Linked DNA regions of Homo sapiens: region 2 is linked to region 1. Evidence: chromatin loops called from intact Hi-C (ENCODE). Cell type or tissue: GM12878. All regions are shown on one strand. Each heading gives the region's core, and the rest is flanking DNA. Links, peaks and the distances in the headings are about the cores only. Region 1 has its middle 9.4 kb from the start of LINC02660. Region 2 holds the start of LINC02639 (long intergenic non-protein coding RNA 2639).

The links. Peaks named below come from ENCODE experiments on the same cell type or tissue, not always from the same donor. Only the 100,000 strongest peaks of a DNase experiment are listed, where the experiment ranks them.
Region 2: it touches region 1 in a loop (5-fold over the local background); 4 of 110 quality-filtered maps call a loop at or near these places.

What each region holds. Positions count from the first base shown.
Region 1 is chr10:3,898,063-3,907,108 of GRCh38, reverse strand. No RefSeq gene overlaps it. Among named protein-coding and RNA genes, the nearest start is that of LINC02660, 9.4 kb to the left of the region's middle. RefSeq lists enhancers at 4,419-4,708, 3,931-4,979. In GM12878, for the core only: a CTCF peak has its summit at 4,843; a DNase peak (open chromatin) is centred at 4,488; H3K27ac peaks cover 1,896 bases.
Region 2 is chr10:3,831,586-3,840,631 of GRCh38, reverse strand. It overlaps LINC02639 (long intergenic non-protein coding RNA 2639), which reads right to left and starts at 6,682. Exons shown (of 2, transcript NR_134490.1): 1 at 6,395-6,682; 2 at 5,904-6,151. In GM12878, for the core only: no CTCF peak of the experiment used is centred there; DNase peaks (open chromatin) are centred at 4,021 and 4,701; H3K4me3 peaks cover 980 bases; H3K27ac peaks cover 3,422 bases.

The DNA of each region.
Region 1 (9,046 bases), core at 302-8,301:
TTGAACACGTTGGTATTTTTTTTTTTAAAAAAAAAAAAGGAACTCAGTTTAGAAAACACCAAAAAGAACAAAGATGTGCAGTGAGGCTGGTGCCGCGTCACAGTGGCTCCAAAAGAATTCCTGGAGAGGTTGAGCGTGCAGAGGTCATGGTGTTCCTGCCCCGCTGCTGTATTTGGTTATAAACAAGCCAAAGGAATTGCTCAGGACACTGGCAAGTGTTTCCCCCGATGTTGCTTCTGCTGTTGTTCATTCATTTCTTTCCAAACAAAATCGAGAAAGCTGAATGCACATTTTGGTAATCAAAAGTTGTGGAGAAATAGGGAGTCTAAACCCTCCCTCTGGAAGTGAAGAGCTTCAACGATAACATTTGGCCGGTTTGTTTTCTCGTGTTTACTCGGTCCGTTACCATAGGAATGTTTTCATATACAAACACTAAGCCTTGGCAGGCGAGGCCCCTTCGGGTACCTAAGACCCCATCTGCTGCACGCAGGGCCTGAGTCTTCCATGCTTTCTCTGTGATTCAGTTTTAACAACATTACAGCTCACGACTCATAAATGCCTTAGATGATTGTTTGTTCGTAACAACACAGATTTTAAGAGATAGCGAGACAGTCAGCCTGAACCCAGAAGAATAATTTACCTTCAGCTCGCATGTTCAGAAGTCACTGTGGAACTCCCAATAGGTGAAATCTTGTTAGATCTCTGAATTTTAAGGTAAATCATATCAACCTTCAGATTTGAGAGAGATATGTAAACTAATACCGATTTTTGTAAAAGGATCTGAGGGATGCCTCATGTTGATGATAGACTGGCTTGGGCCTAGAAAGCCTATGTAGTGATGGTGTTTTTAACTGTGATTTGAATTGGTTTCGTACTCCCCCTTCCTCCTCCCCTTTCCACCCCGTCCCCCACCCCGCCCAGCCCTCGTGTCACTAACTAGCTGTGTGACTTGCAGGCATATCTGACACTCTGTGAGCATCTGTCCCTTCTCTACATTATGGTGGTGTTTTCTCCATGGGCTTTTTGTAAATACTAAACCAGAGAAGAAATCACTGCAGCCTGTTGCCTGTTCTCACTTTTCTCCCCCTTCTTTTTTTCCCCTAATCTTGCCTAAGAGAATTAGGTTCATTAAAGAATAGTAATAAGGAAATTACCCTATTGTGGCCATTTTGGCCAAAGCTGTAAGGCCCTGAGGCTATAATGTTCTCAAAACAATTTCTGTTTTCAAGGTATGTGGTCACCTAATCACTTCAATCCCCACCGGGGCCATAACAGAAGATTGCCACTTTGCTAATTTTACAGATAAAGAATCTGAAGAGAAACGAAGACGGGCAATTTAGAAACACAGCTGTCACTACAAAATTGAATCTACTTGTGTCTAAAAGTAACTGTGTATTCAATGCTTGGGCTCAAATAATAAAAGAAAGAAAAAGAAAAGAGAACAGAAAACTAAAAAGTTGTTGCATAGATAAGTGAGTGTTATGGCTAATACATTTTTGTCAATAAGCTTAAAAAATTGAGAAAATTATGCTTAGAAAATTATGTTTCTTTTTTTTTTGAGACGTAGTCTCACTGTGTCGCCAAGCTGGAGTGCAGTGGTGTGGTCTCAGCTCACTGTGACCTCTGCCTCCTGGGTTCAAGGAATTCTCCTACCTCAGCCTCCTGAGTAGCTGGGATTACAGGCACCCGCCACCACATCCAGCTAATTTTTGTATTTTCGGTAGAGACAGGGTTTCAATCGCCAGGATGGTCTCGATCTCTTGACCTCGTGATCCACCCACCTCAGCCTCCCAAAGTGCTGGGATTACAGGTGTGAGCCACCGTGCCCGGACATTCCTTTTTTTTTATTTTTTTTTTATGAAATGGTTCATTTCAGAGAACCTCTGAACCTCTGACCTAAATTGTTGTGATATTATCATACTTTATCTAATGGTATGAACCCAACATAGGAGAGATGGATGATTATGACTTTGACTTGTGTTCTCCTGGACTCTGGAAAATGTCCTCCCTCCAGACCACCTAACTCAGATAACTGCAGTGTCCTCTTTGGTGACACTCCCTATTTCCCTAACCCCAACGTGGCAGAGTCGGCCACTTCTTCCCTTCAATCCCCTCAACCTCCTAGGCTTTGCTGTATGATAACTCAGTCAGAAACTCCTCTACTATTTTCTATTTTTCCTCTTTCTGGGCCTTCAAGAACCACATACGAATTTAGAATTAGTTTCTGAACCACACTGTTTGCTGGTAACTATCCAGGTGGAAAGATGAGGCCAGTATTTGTAGCGTCTCCCTCATGGTGGTCCATCTTTTCTCTTCAATTTCCTAAAACAACAACCTGAGCATGGAAATCCCCCAGTGATAAGGCTTCGGTGGTTCCTCATTATTTCAGAATTAAAGCCAAAGTCCTTATCAGACCTCTGGTCTGCCTCTCCTGCCCTCTCTGCCACTGCAAACCTTCTGCACCCGACATCCTTGCCCGATCAGCCTGCCTGTCCTTCCACAAGCACCTCCTCAAGTGCACTGTTGCTAAAGTGATTTGTTTGTTTAAAAAGCCTTATCCTTTAGTCTACACAATCCTTTAGGTTTATCCCTAATCCTACCTCAAGGGGTATTTTCAAATCAAAAGACCTCACTCTTTCTGTCCCCTCATACCAATAGAGCTTGCTTTATTGTTATAAACATATCTTAGCATACCTGGTATCAGAATTGTTTCCATCTGTGTCTTCCTCCAGGCTGATTTCTAGGACTGCCTAATTTACTCCCATGGGGCTTATGACAGTGTTTTGGACATGGCAAGAAATTAATAATTCTTGTCTGACTGTACTAATCTGATTACTGAATGTATTACTCTTAACCCCAATTTTTTTGGCCTGAGTTTGGGTCCATTGTCACAGGTATGCCTTGTTTTAGCCAACACTCAATGTGCCTTACCTCCTTATATCCAAATGCCTTGCAGTCACCTTTGCTTGGATATTTAATAGAGTTAAAGCGTCACCTGGTCCTCATCTAACTTTTGACATCCTCCCCAAATGCTGCCATATCTTCAGTCTTTCCCATCTCAGGAAATAGCCCAGGCTTTTATCTCATTACTCAGGTCACAAAATAAAGTCATCTATTTTTCTTCTCCCTCTCTTACCTTCATTAGCGTGTCCTATCAACAGTCATCTCAGGCGGGGCGTGGTGGTTCACACCTGTAATACCAACACTTTGGGAGGTCAAGGCAGGCAGATCACCTGAGGCCAAGAGTTCGAAACCAGCCTGGCCAACACAGTAAAACCCCATCTCTACCAAAAGTACAAAAATTAGCCAGGCATGGCGGTGGGCACCTGTAACCCCAGCTACTCTGGAGGCTGAAGTGGGAGCCCGGGAGGCAGAGGTTGCAGTGAGCCGAGATTGTTCCACTGCACTCCAGCCTAAGCCACAGAGAGATACCCTGCCTCAAATGAACAAACAAACAACAACACAAAAACAGTCATCAGAATATATCAATATATATATATATATATATCAGTATATCAATATGTCAATATATGTCAATAGAATGAGATATTATATTCTATATTAGATATTATAGCTATATTCTATTGATATATATCAATAGAATGAGATATATATTGTTCTGTATATATATCAATAGAATAAGATATATATTGATATTGATGTGTGTATATATATATATATCAATAGAATGAGATATAGAATATATCAATATATCTTGAATCTAACAGCTTCTCATGGCCTCGTCTGCGCCACCTGAGGGCAAGCCTCCATCACCTCTTATGTAGCGCACTGCAGTAGGGACCCCCAGCTGGTGCTCCTGCTTCCCTTCAAGTCCCCGTACTCCATCTGCTGCCTGGCAGCTACTGTACCCCTAAAGCGCCCCTGTCCTGAGTATCTCAGTGTGCTCACCCTCCCTGGCATGCGCTTGTTCTGCCATCCTTCACTGTCTCCCCTTCTCTCTAGATCCTCTCTTTCTCTCCCATCCTCACATACATGACTCCAACTCCACTTCCATTCTGGATCACACTGTGTCCCAGTGATCTCTGAACATCAACTACTTTGTATTAAAATCCCTTCATTTCTGCTTAGGAATCATATGCTATTTGGTTTCCTTGTTCTTTAGAAGTTATTTTCCACCAAGCTTGAACTGTCAGTAAAAGCTGACTCAGAGGCTAGACACTCATCCAGTGCTAGGAAATACAGGAGAAAAATATTTACAGTGAAGTGTTATTAATTATTTTACTCTATCAAAAACTGGTGTTCTGCCTTTTAAATATTAGGTTGGTGCAAAAGTAATTGTGGTTTTTGCCATTACTTTAAATGGCAAAAATTACTTTAAATGGCAAAAACCACAATTACTTTCAATGACTTTTGCACCAACATAAATACTTAGAAGTTAATTAGTGGCCAGGGAGCTGTCAGCACAAAAGGTCTGTGAAGCGACGTGGCACTGCCGTCACGAGAGCACCTCTTTCTACTTCTGTTTTGCTGTGAAACAAAAGAGGCCAAAGAGGAATCAAGAGGTGTAAACAGAAAAGGGACTTTCCGTGAGAGAATTTTTAGAAAAGGTTCTGTGAGGTCACCCTTGTTCTTGATGAAGGACCCCTGATGGCCCAGCCCTGAGCCTGCATCCCCTGGAAAGTGTGTGCAGAACCTCACAGACAGTACTGATGGTTTCTTGAATGTACTTGTGCTTATAATGATTGACGATATAGGTTGCCAAACAAAAAAAAAGTCCAGTTTGTTTCAACATATTCCTTGGATAGTATAATTCATTCTCAAATGAAGAACAGTACAACAAATCAACCACACAAACCTTTATGCATTGCTGTCAATTAATTCCAAAACAGTAGATGTCGCAAGACCATTTCTTTCAGGAGTATGATGCCCAGAGAGTGGCCAGGCTTCTGAGCGATATCCTAATAAGATGATGCCCTAACTCTTCACTGGGTCATGGGAGCAAACATTTCATTGGGTTGGTGTAAAAGTAATTGAGGTTAAAACCAACCACCATTTTTGGTACTTTTGCACCAAACCTGATACATAACTTTTAAAGTTATCCAAACTGTACACTATTCTTCGTAACTATTTTTTTGTGTGAAAATAAGCTAATTAAGAGGAAATCTAATAGAGCTGACACAGACTGCACTTTTACCCTGTCCTGTTAAAGGGAGTTGACTGCTAAGTCAGGACATCTAAATCAAGATCCCGCTTGGTAGTAGTGCACCTGAATCCTGTGTCCCAGCAGTACGTTGAACTGAAAGTGTGGTGCTGGACTCACAAATGTAAGAGCACACACAAGAGCTAATTGTAACAGACATGTATTGAATGTTGACAGCATTAATAAATCAAGGGGAAAATGTATACTTTCTCATATAATGTTTCATTACTTAAATTATTTTGAATGTATAAGTACATGTGTAGTCATTTGTTAATTTTCTTATGGAAAGGATCTGGTAGTGTAGTTTTTGTTTTGTTTTGTTTTGAGACAGGATCTTGCTATCACTCAGGCTGGAGCACAGTGACATAATCGTGGCCCCCTGCAGCCTCATCCTCCCAGATTCAAGGGATCTTCCCACCTCAGCTTCCTATGTAGCTGGGACCACAGGCATGTGCCGCCATGCCTGGCTAAGTTTTTGTACTTTTTGTAGAAACTGGGTCTCACTATGTTGCCCAGGCTGGTCCCAAACTCCTGGGCTCAAATGATCCACCCATGTTGGCCTCCCAAAATGCTGGGGTTACACCTGTGAGCCACTACACCCAGACTGGGAGTGTATATTTCTTTGATTCCCAACATAGAAACTGGCATATTGTTAAGAATATAATGAGAACTCAATATGTATTGGTTGATCTGACTAATAAGTCTCTATATAATTTGGTCATTACATGACTATTATAAATTTTATAAATTTCACATAGATGGATTTGAAATACATTCATTTAAATGTTTAGATTGTTTGGAGGTTCAGTGTTTCTAGGTGAAACACACTATTTTTCAAAGTTATGGCAGTGATGCCTTACACTCATATAGGGATATAATTTAAAATGTTTTTTTCCACACTATGTTCTCACATAATCACTTTTATAAAGTAGATTTTTTTTTGTTTTTTCTTCAACTTTTATTTTAGATACAGGGGAACATGTGCAGATTTGTTACACGGGTATATTACATGATGCTGAGGTCTGGGACACAAAAAATCCCGTCACCCACGGAATGAGCATAGAACACAGTATTTTTTGTGGTTTTTTTTTAGAGTCAGGGTCTCAATCTGTGCCCCAGGCTGGAATGCAGTGGTGCTATCATACCTCACTACAGCCTCCAAATCCTGGGCCCAAGCAATCCTCCTGCTTCAGCCTCTAGAATAGCTGACTACAGACATGTGCCTCCATACTCAGCTAATTTTTTTTATTTTTAGTAGAGATGAGGTCTTGCAGTGTTGCCCAGGCTGATTTCAAACACTTAGCTTCAATGAATCATCCCACCTGTACCTCCCAAACTGCTGAGATTACAGGCATGAGCCACCATGGCCTGCCAATGAAGTAGGTATTTTTAACCCCATTTTATAGATAAGAAACCGAAGGCTCAGCAAGTGTGAATACAATTTCCAAAGTTGTATATTTTATGTAAGAACAGTTAGCCCTTAAACCACATATCCTGACTTTTAGTTCAGTGGGTTTTTTAGTTAGTTTGTTTGTTTGAGACGGAGTCTCACTCTGTCACCCAGGCTGGCGTTCAGTGGCGTGATCTCAGTTCACTGCAGCCTCCCCTTCCCGGGTTCAAGGGATTCTCCTGCCTCAGCCTCCTGAGTAACTGGGACTACAGGCACCCACCACCACACCCAGCTAATTTTTGTATTTTTAGTAGGGACAGAGTTTCACCATGTTGGACAGGCTGGTCTTGAACTCCTGACCTCAAATGATGTACCCGCCTCAGCCTTCCAAAGTGCTGGGATAACAGGCGTGAGCCACCACGCCCGGCCTAGTTCAGTCGTCTTTACGCTGTGTCTTGGTTAAGTGCTTTTGATTCTTCATAAGCTAACTCTCATTCAGTTTTACAATTATTTTATTTAATTTTGCTTTTTCTTCCTAGTTTCCTAATTATCTTCAATTAAAAAAGTGCATAATAAAAAAAAAGTGTGTCAAAGTGCTACCATCTCATTGATCCTTTCTTTTTTTCTCTTTCTTTTCTTTTTCTTTCTTTCTTTTCTTTCTTTCTTTCTCCCTCCTTCCTTCCTTCCTTCCTTCTTTCTTTCTTTCTTTCTTTCTTTCTTTCTTTCTTTCTTTCTTTCTTTCTTTCTTTCTTTCTTTCCTTTCTTTCTTTCCTTTCTTTTCTTTCTTTTCCAAGGTCTCTCACTGTTGCCCAGGCTGGAGTGCAGGGTGTGGTCATGGCTCACTGCAGTCTCAACTCCCAGGCTCAAGCAATCCTCCTGCCTCAGCCTCCAGAGTAGCTGGGACCACAGGCATGTGCACCACTATGGCTGGCTACTTTTTGTATTTTTTTGTAAACACAGGGTTTTGCCATGTTGCCCAGGCTGGTCTCAAACTCCTGGGCTCAAGAAACCCTCTTGCTTCAGCCTCCCAAAGTGCTTAGATTGCAGGCATGAGCTGCCAGGCCCGGCCATCACTGACCCTTTCTAAAGGGCAGTATAAAGAGGTGGAATGAGCACAGTTTCAATCAAAGATCCAAGCATCAGCTTGGCTTTGCTGGGTCTTGGCTGTGAAGTTCTCTGGGCCTCAGCTTCCTTAAATGTAAAGAAGGAATAATAATAATAATAATAATAATAATAATAATAATAATAATATAATAGCCCTTACTTCCCAGGGTTGGAAAGATGATGAAATGAAACAGCTCTGGATAAAAGCATCCTAAAATTTATAGGTTTACACGTTTAGCAAATTGAACCTAATCCAAGAGCTCTACAAGGAGCCAAAACAGAATATGCCTAATCATGAAAAAAATGCAAGAAGAGCAAATATGTATCTAATGCCTCTTTCATGCCAGGTCCTGAGCAAGCAGAAAATAATGCAGACAAATGTCCTTACCTGCAGGGAGGTCACGTGGTACTCAACAAGCTGGGCATGAGGCAGCCGTGTCATGTCTCAGGCTGCTTCCTATGCCATGGCTGTAGATAAAGCACAGAGCTGCATAGCAGGGCCAGACAAGGGAAGCAGATGTCTGCAAAGACCTGGAGGTGTCTTCAAGGGGAGAACATTCCAGCCAGAGGCAAAGACTCTGAGGAAGAAATATTTAAAGAGGGCCGGGCGGGTGGCTCAAGCCTGTTATCCCAGCACTTTGGGAGGCCAAGGTGGGTGGATTAATTGAGGTCAGGAGTTTGAGACCAGCCCAGCCAACATGCTGAAACTCTGTCTCTACTAAAAATGCAAAAATTAGCCGTGCATGGTAGCGAGCACCCATAATCCCAGCTACTCAGGAGGCTGAGGCAGAAGAGTCACTTGAACCCGGGAGGTGGAGGTTGCAGTGAGCCGAGAAGATCACACCACTACACTCCAGCCTGGGCAACAGAGGGAGACCCTGTCCCCCCCCAAAAAAAAAAAAGCATACATATATATATATATAATATTTAAAGAGGGGCATGTAATAGGAGATCAAATCTGAGAAGTAACAATGGTGCATAGGGTGGGGACAGATTGTGCAGGGCTTCTAGGCAATACAAGCTCTGAGCAAAATGGGACATCCTTGAAGGATTTGGAGCTAGAAGCAACCTTTCCACTTTACTGTGATGTAATGGCTGAACTGTGGAGAACACACCTTAGCCTCCAAGATGACCCCCAGAGCCCCCATGTCTTGGTGCTCATGCCCAGGCATAATACCCTTTCTAATCTAGGACTCCTTTCTGCAAAGTAGGCAGATACTTGGAATGATAGCCTATTCTGTGACTTGAATTCTTTGATAGTGTTATTTGCTACCCAGATGAGTCAATATTCAAGTTCCCATAATTTATATGCATTATTTTAAATATGTGCCAACCCAATTTTCATATGTTACATTAGCTTTTCTCTTCCTTGATCACTGCAGTCTTCCGAA
Region 2 (9,046 bases), core at 469-8,468, 67 kb after region 1:
TTACTCTGCATCATCAAAATTAGTTCTGGCAAACCACCTCCAACACTTTTCTTCAACAATGCCATAAAAAAGTCCCACATGTAGTTAACAAAATAATAAATGTTGTGTCTGGTTCATCTTGGAGGGCCCTGTGAGGCAGGTGTATTGCCAACAATTCGACATTTTCTGGGTACATGATTCAGGGATCTTGTCCTCATTTTTAGGAAAGCAGGAGAGAACTGGCAATACCTATTTTGAAAAATATCCATATGAAGATTATTGTAGATACACCTCCTAGCTTGACTGTTGGGGCCAGGACCACCCATTTTTGTTTGCTTGTTTGTTTGTGGTTGTTCTCCATTGGAACATTAAATAGCCTTCCAATTAGGCAATGTTCTAGTCAGTTTCTTCATCTTCATAGGGAAACATAAATCTTGCCTTCTGTTTTGACTAACATAAAAGTAAATAGAGTTCTTATTAGCAAAAGAGAATTTGTGCATGCTAATATTGCCAGATAATATAATCACTAGTTCTCTGCTGGTTGTTATTAAAAGGCAGATGCATTGGGAATTCTGGGAAGATATGGGGTAATTCTAGCCCTCCAGATATTCTAAGCCATACTTTTAATACAGAAGATCAGAAAGCTGTACATTTGAGCCATATTATTTTGCATTTTTAAACTAAATTATGCTCGATTTTATTTCTTTGCCTACATTGGTGCACAAGAAACAGGCCATTGTTCATTAACAAGAGAATGGAAAATAAAATGTGCCGTATTAAAACACCAAAATACCATACAGCAGTGACAATGAATGAACTACCACAGTCAGCAACATAGGTAAATACGAAAATCTTAATGTTGAAAAGAGAATTAACACAACAGTAGAAATAGACCAATTTCATTTATATGAAGTTCAAAACTTACAAAAGTAGATAATATATTGTTAAAAAATGCCTGTGAAATAGATAAAAATATTTTATAAATCAAGCAAGTAATAAGCACAAAATTTTAGCAAGTTGGCACTCTATCAGGGAAGGGAAAACTAAAGACTTCAAAATATTGGCAAAGTTCTAATTTTTATGATGCATAATGATATGCTTTATCAGTGTCTTTGTGGCTTTCATATATATGCATATATGTATACTATAAAATATGTATGTATATGTATGTGTGCGTTTGTAGTATAATATAATAAACAAGAAGACCAAGGTGTCTCATGCAATCTGCTCTGACATCGCCCATGGGGGTGTTTGGGGGCGCTGTGCTATTATCCCACATCTGCTGTCGGAGGCCCGTTGACATGCTACTCACGGGTCTTAGAGCCAAGAAAAGTTAGTGACACTACTGAGCAACAGGTTTGTTTTGAACTCTTGAACTCTTACAATTACACTTATTTCTTCTTTGTTCTAGTCAAAAAAGGAAGTTCAGAATCAAATCTATGGTTCCTCATAATTACCTGAACAGGATTGTATTGTGTGCACTTGCCACACCGACCTGAGTGTGGTTGGGTAAACAAGAGCAACCCTTTGCCTTGCCTTTCATGACAAGCCCAGGGTGTTTGGCCCTGTGGAATATTCAGGCTATTGTTTTTTAATGTCAAAATTTTTTTTTGTAGAGACTGGGTGTCCCTAAAGCTGGTCTCAAACTCCTGGCTTCAAGTGATCCTCCCTTCTTGGCCTCCCAAAGCCCTGGGATTACGGGTGTGAGCCACTTGAACTTGAATGTGCCGGGCCATTGAACTTGAATGACCTTCGTCCTCTCCACTTTCCCAGAGAAAGATCCTCTTCCCACTAAAGCAGGTTGTGTTAGGTTCTTTGGAAGCTCTGGGTTTGTCATTAGACACATGGGGGAAGAGGCTACAGACAGAGTCTACGTCTCGCCCTGGCTGTGACCTTGCCTGAGTCACCCAGCCTTGCTGCTGGGCATCAGTTTCCACATCTGTAAAACAGAAGGGTTTTAGAGCCTCTTGCTCATACAGATATGAAGATTTAAGTGAGGTGTGTCAGGTAAAGCACTCAGGACAGCGCCTGACCAGACTCTCCTGGTCTCCTAATGGCCCCATAGCTTCTTGTGTGCATAAAGCAGTCAGTGCCCCAGTTCCTTAACACCCATTTAGCTGCTATTGCTGCAGTATTTCAGCTATTTTCATCTTCGTTGCACTTTTCTAAAACACCATTCGGGTTACACTGCATCTTTGTGTATAATCCTGCAAACACTGCCTGTCCTCAAGATCTAACCCAGTCTTTCATGACCCTTGGTCATCCACATCCTGCCTCTCTAGTCTTAGTGTGGGCTGTCTTCCTTAGGCTGGTCTTGGGTTTGAGCCTATCAATAAAACACACAGAGCCCTGAGGGTGCCAAGCCTCTTCAGCCTCCCTCAGGACAGCTGCGCATTCCGCCTTCAGCAGCCTTGGCTACCCCCACCCACACCCCCACCCCAGCAAATCCAACCCCAGTAACACACTGTCAGCTCCTGCAGCCCACAGCCCCAGGACAGCGTTTCTATTCCAGCCCCGCTCATGTTATGTTGCACCGACTCTTCGTATTTTATCTCTCCTGGACTAATCCTGCTTTGTATGTCAAGTGGCCAGGGCAGGCTCAGCCTGCACATCCATGCTGAATGAAGAAATACACTGAAAGGCACACGATAGTTAGACAAAATGTACATATTTGCAGCACTTTAATTCTCTCAGTCCATTAGGGTAAATGCTGACGAAATTATAGTAATGCCATTTAAGCATTTTGAATACTCTAGAAGCACAATGTATTCTTATCAGACTAATGTCACCATTATACTTCATCTAATGGGCATTATCTGCCCTCTCACTTCTCTGAGCCACCTAATAGGCAGCATGGAGGATTTGTGATGCATTGCATTTAGAAGAAATAATGTTTAAAGTGGGGTGAAATGGCTCTGACCCAAGGGGACTAATTAATCATTCTAGAAAATCGTGTCATCTCAGAACTGGACCCTGAGTTTCTTTAGCCCAGTTTAAACCAAGAGAATGAATAGCTTTGGGGGCTCCCAAAATTATTCGTATGATTCTGCTGTCTGGGAGTTAGAAGCTAGATGAAAATTCCCAGAGAATCACTTACGTTTGAGAAGTGTCGAGAAATTACTGCAGAGCACTATTAAACTAATAAGAATGATTGAAACCACGCACAGATGTCAGAAAGACATCATCAGTCACATACTCATGAACAGATATGTTACACAAACATTTTCAAAGGATGTGATTTAAATTTAATTTTTAAACCATTCTGAATAATTGTGAGATGGTGAGTTGTTCTTTTTAATGGAGGGGGGATGAAAAACCAATACAAACACAGCAATTACTATATGCCAGACATCGTTCTAATTGTTTGGAGTATGTTAACTGATTCTATGCTTACAAGAAATCTAGAAGTTTTTGTTTATTTTTTTTAATTTGGGGAGATGAAAAACCAATACAAATACAGCAATTACTATATGCCAGATATTGTTCTAATTGTTTCCAATATATCAACTGATTCTATCCTTACAAGAAACACAGGAGGTAGGTGCCATATCTTGCATAAGTAAACTGAGGCACAGGGAACTGAAGTATGAACTGGTGAAGCGGGGATCTGAACCAAGTCCTTGACTTGAGAGTCCTTCCCATCTCCGAGGAAGTGTCGCCCTCAATAAATACTAGAAATAGTTGGGTTGGCAACTCAGTGCTTCCATTAACTCCATGTGGCTGAAACACGGTTGGTACATTGTCAAAAATGGTAGAGAAATGTTCAATTACATGTGAGATTTGTGCCTATGTGTGTGTCTTGTGAGTGTATTATTTTGCTGGGGGAAGAAAAGAGCACTAAATTACTTAGCTTGACAGTTAAAAATACAAATAATATTAACAAATAACATATGAGTGTGTATGTAAGATGGCTCTCAAATGAAAGCTTTATTTCAGTGTGAATATAAGTATTACAGAAGTGTTGCATTATGAATGCCTTATTTGGTCAGGGTGAGACTGAGTTCTTTTAGAGTGGGATTTTCCCCTGGGTAATTGTAAACCACTAGTCCCAATTGTGAGCACTGGTGGACTTGACAAGATGTGTGGCTCCAATTTTCAATTCAATTTTCAATTTCAATAGTTGGATCAAATCCAGGAAATGTAGAAATGCTATTTTCCACGAAGCTAAGATTGAAGACATTGCTACCCATGCAGTTTTAAAACAAAGTGAAAAATATCAGACAGTTTCACATTTACTCTAGCTCTAGATACGAATGCTTTACAATACAAGAGAGCTAGAGATACAAATGCATATGATCATAAATACCTTTAAAATTAAGTATGAGTTTTCCAGAAAGTATTTAGGTATAGCAGGAATACAAGAAAAAAAACTGAGGCCACACTATAATCTATACAAATTGGGGAGAAAAAAGACAGTGCCATGCTGTTGTTGACTTGTATTGATGAGAGAGTAGCTGGCATGTTGGAATTCTGTGGCACAGATTTAAACATCTATGAGTCCCATAACTTTTAAAGATATATGGGGTCTGCCATATACACTGAACCAACCAGGATGCCCTAAGAGAGCATCAGTAGCAAGTCCAGCCACTGCTGTGTTGTTAGCAACAGCACCCATGCTTCGAGGGGAATACTAAGCTGCAAAGCAGGAACTTCCATGGGGAAGTCCTGCGAAGCAAGCAGAGTGGGGCCTCTGTGTTTTCCTGCTTTTAATAGAGTAGCTTATCTCTGCCCCATTGTCCTCAGCCTGTAATTTGTAAACTTGCTTCTGCTGATTGTCGTTGGCTGTGAAATCGACTCCTGCTGGAAACGGTTGACAGAACTTCTGTCTGCCTTTGACAAGCAGCTAACTCATTAAGCGACTAGTTTCTTTTTAATTCAAAATCATAATTCAACAACGGAACAATCTCAAAAAATGACTTGAAAATTCAGAAAGTAGTTTGATTTTTTAAAAAAACCTGTATATATTTTATGTACTGGAGGAAGGAGCAGGGAATTGTTTATTTAAATTTTGTTTTTCTCAGAAGGAAGTAACAGTAAAGTTGGTGTAGTTTTCAAATCCCTCATAGAGGAAAAATTTAAACAAATGGTTTAATATTACTCAATAGGTCAGTCTATTTACATTGCTATTAACAGTTATCAGCAGACTTAATACAATTTTAAGAGATTTAACAAACAGTTGGAAATTATTAATTTGAACAAGTTTAAAAATCAGTTTTACAGATGTATAACTGATGTTAGAATAACTAACAAAGATTCAATTATATGTGTATAGAATACAATTTTCTTAAGTATATAAAACATTTATAAGAGGAATATATGTAAGACATTTTATGCCCATATCATGGGCAATTTTCAGTTCAATATAACAGATATTTAAGATACCTTTAGCTCAAAGTTTTATTAATTAGAATAAAAAAGTTAAAATGTGTTTAATATTAAATGCCATCATTAATTCAACCAATTTAGTACATATTGCTGAAAACTGTTGAGTAAATATACTAATTGTTTTGCAATTCTGTACAACTTCACTGAGGTCTCTTAAACTTTTGACCTTCTTCATTTTCTTCAAAGACTATAAATCATGATATTTTTTAGTAATCTTTAAATTATTACTTAATCTTTTTAAATTTAATCCAATAGCAAGAATGTTTTCTGAGGCGGCAAATGAAAAAGAACTGGGTGATATGCACATTTACTGAAACAAAGATGAATAAACCCAGTGGCTTCCCTACACAAGATAATAATCTAGTCTGCAGAAATTGGCAACCTAATATAAAATAGAGCTGATGATAATTTCACCATAGGGATTTCAATGTTTTGTGACTATCTATCTATAATTCTAAACATTTTTTGACCACAGTCAAGGGGACAATAAGACCTGGTTTTAGAAATCGTTCTTACACATAATGAAAACTTGTTTGACATCCATTGAGGGAGCATTTATTAACCGCCTCTGGATGAGGTGGAGACTGGCGCTGGGATGTAGGTAGGACGGTGACAAGTGTGGTCCTATCACATGAAGGACAGTCATACAGAGGAAGGGTGAGATCCAGTGCCAGCATCTCAACACCATATGTAACACTTCCTCCTCTGCTCCAAACCAAGAAACAACCGCCCAGCTTCCTTCTCAGGAATCTCATCCATGTGTCTCAGACAGAGGGATCAGGTGTTGCTGAGGAGGAGGGATACACAAAATTCAAACACAGATGCATTTAATCCTTCTCAAAGCCTTTCCTATGAGTACGTATTGTATGACAGCTGGTTGTCCTCAAGAGCTACTCTAGAAACCGTCTTTGGATCTCAGAAACTACTAGGGATCCAGCCGGCCCCATTCTCCCCTGCTACCCTCCTGCAGACGTACATCCTTGGATAAGACACTTAGTTTTCCCTGGACTGAGGGTGATGTAGTACTTACCTCATTTCATTAAACTGATGACTTACTGATACAGCATCAAAAACAGAAGCCACTGCAGTGAACCTTTCTTAGTCCTGGGTGGAGAGCCGTGCATTGTACGTGGGTTAGCTCCTTTTGTCCTCAGAATAATCCATGAAGTAGATAGTAGCATCATCCTCATTTTAGGTTGGCAGCTGGAGTTCACATGGCTTAAATAAATAATGTGCCCCAGACTGCACCACGCGCGAGTGAGCAAGCGGAACCCCACCAGGGCGGCCTCTCTCTTGGTCTTGGAGTGTCACTGTTACTGCCATTCAGAGGGTACAGGACAAGCCCTGGGAGCATCCTTGGGGCACAGCAGCTGCTCAGAAGAATCCTTGTAATCCCGTCCTCTGAATGAGGGATTACTGGAGCAGTTCAGGACGGGCAGGAGGACTTCTGAACAGGTGTTGGTCTGAGCCAGGGAACCTTGGGAGCACTTTAGGAAAACCCTGGAATATCACTTTTTTGTTTGTTTGGTTTTTATTTTTTTTCTTTTTTTTTTGTTTTTCTGAGACATGGTCTTGCTATGTTGCCATGGCTGGAGTTCAGTGGTGCAATCACAGCTCACTGCAACCTCAACCTCCAGGGCTCAAGTGATCCTCCAGCCTCAGCCTCCCAAGTGGCTGGGACTAGGGGTGGATGCCACGATGCCTGGCTAAATTTTAAATTTTTTTGTAGAGACAAGGTCACACTATGTTGCCCAGGCTGGTCTCAAACTCCTAGGCTCAAGTGATCCTTCCACCTCAGCCTCCCAAAGTGCTGGGATTACAGGTGTGAGCCACCACACCCGGTTACTTCAAAATATTTGACAGCACCTGTGCCCACGACATCTTAGGGCACCACCCCCCTGACAGACTCCCTGATACAGGCATGAGATGTCTAAGGGTTTATTTTCCACCTGCCAGCTGTGTGATAGTCTAGCTTTCCAGGAACGCGGCCTCCCGTCGGGATGTTGTGTGTCTTTTCTAAACTGTTCCATTCATGTCAGCTCTGGTTGTCTACAGACCTTTATTTTTCTGCCTCTATAAAGATTCTGTCTTTCCCAGTGGGATTCTCAGAAAATGTCTTCTCTTTTTCAAGACTAGCCAGACACTGCCTTCAGAAAAAAATCTCCTTTCAATTGATTTCAAATAATGCTTTATACTTTGATAAGCATCTTTAAAAGAAAGACATAAACTTGCCTCCAGGCTCTGCAATATTAGCCAGTGTTTAGAGAATAAAGATACTGACAGAAAGAGTTTTGTATTTCAGTGATGGTCTATTACATTTCCTTAAACATCATCCTCGTCCACTTGATGAATGGTAAGATATTTTCATCTCTTTCATTTCATAAGCTATTACCGTTGAATAAAGTTAAAGCACTGAACAAAAAGACAGGATACGTGGCTGTGGTCTTCATCCTGAAGAAAGTGATTAACCATAGGACACCTTGAAATTTAAATCTCTGTCTCTTCACTCATAAAATGGGAGTTATAGTACATGAACTTCTTCACAGAGTAATTGTAGGGAAAACGATTAGTTCACATAAAAGTTATGAAAATGGAGACACTATCACCAAACTGTTATATATGAAACTCCTTTCTTTCTCTTTTCTGTTTCTGTTTTATTTTTGCTGTTTTTGAGATAGGGTTTCACTCTGTTGCCCAGGCTGGAGTGCAGTGGTGTGATCTCAGCTCACTGCAAACTCTGTCTCCTGGGCTCAAACCCTCCTACCTCAGCCTCCTGAGTAGCTGAGACTGCAGGAATACACCATCTTGTCCAGCTAATTTTTTGTAGAGACAGGGATTCACATATTGCTAGGGCTGGTCTTGAACTCCTGGACTCAAGCGATCTGCCTGCCTCAGCCTCTTAAGTGTTAGGATTAGAGGCATGAGCCACCACCCCCGGCCGTTCCTTAATTTTTGAGGAAATTGGCTGTCTGGTCATTTTACTGTAATTACAAATTCATTCTCATACTTCCATTGCCTTATACCTTTGCTGAGCAGACATTTAGTAAGTGCTTACTAAACAAAATGAAGCTGTTTTATTTCTATGGTATGTCGTGACTTTTCAGATGCACCCAAGCAACCTAAAACTGCTCCAACTACAATTTCTCCCAAAGCATACATTTAATTCAGGTTAAATTGGATATAAGAACAAATATGAGACTTAATTTTTAACATCCAGAATTCTTCATGCTGTTACATAAGTTCATGGCAGTATCATTAGGGCACCAACAAGAGGGGTGCAAATTACAGATTCTAAAAGTCATCACAATGATATGATTGCCTGTGTCCCTATTATGTCATTCATCCGGAGAAGTGACTCTTTTGTAGCCTGTGTAATTTCTCCAAGTAGAAACAATACATCGAAGATATCATTTTAATGTAATGCTCAGTGTTGTTTAGAAAATGTTGATGCAGATGTTCTTTCAATAGGAAATGGGAAATTCTCTCTCTTCTGTCCAAGCCTGATGCCAAATGAAGGCATGTTCCCCGCCTTCATTTTCTGTGTTTCCATGTTCCAGCTAAATCACGGCAGTTGAATACAACAGAAGTAAAATTGATTTAACTTCTGAAAGAAAGCTAATCTCAAACAAAATAACCACTTTTGCAATATACAGCTGATCTTTCCAAATATTAAATAAATGGG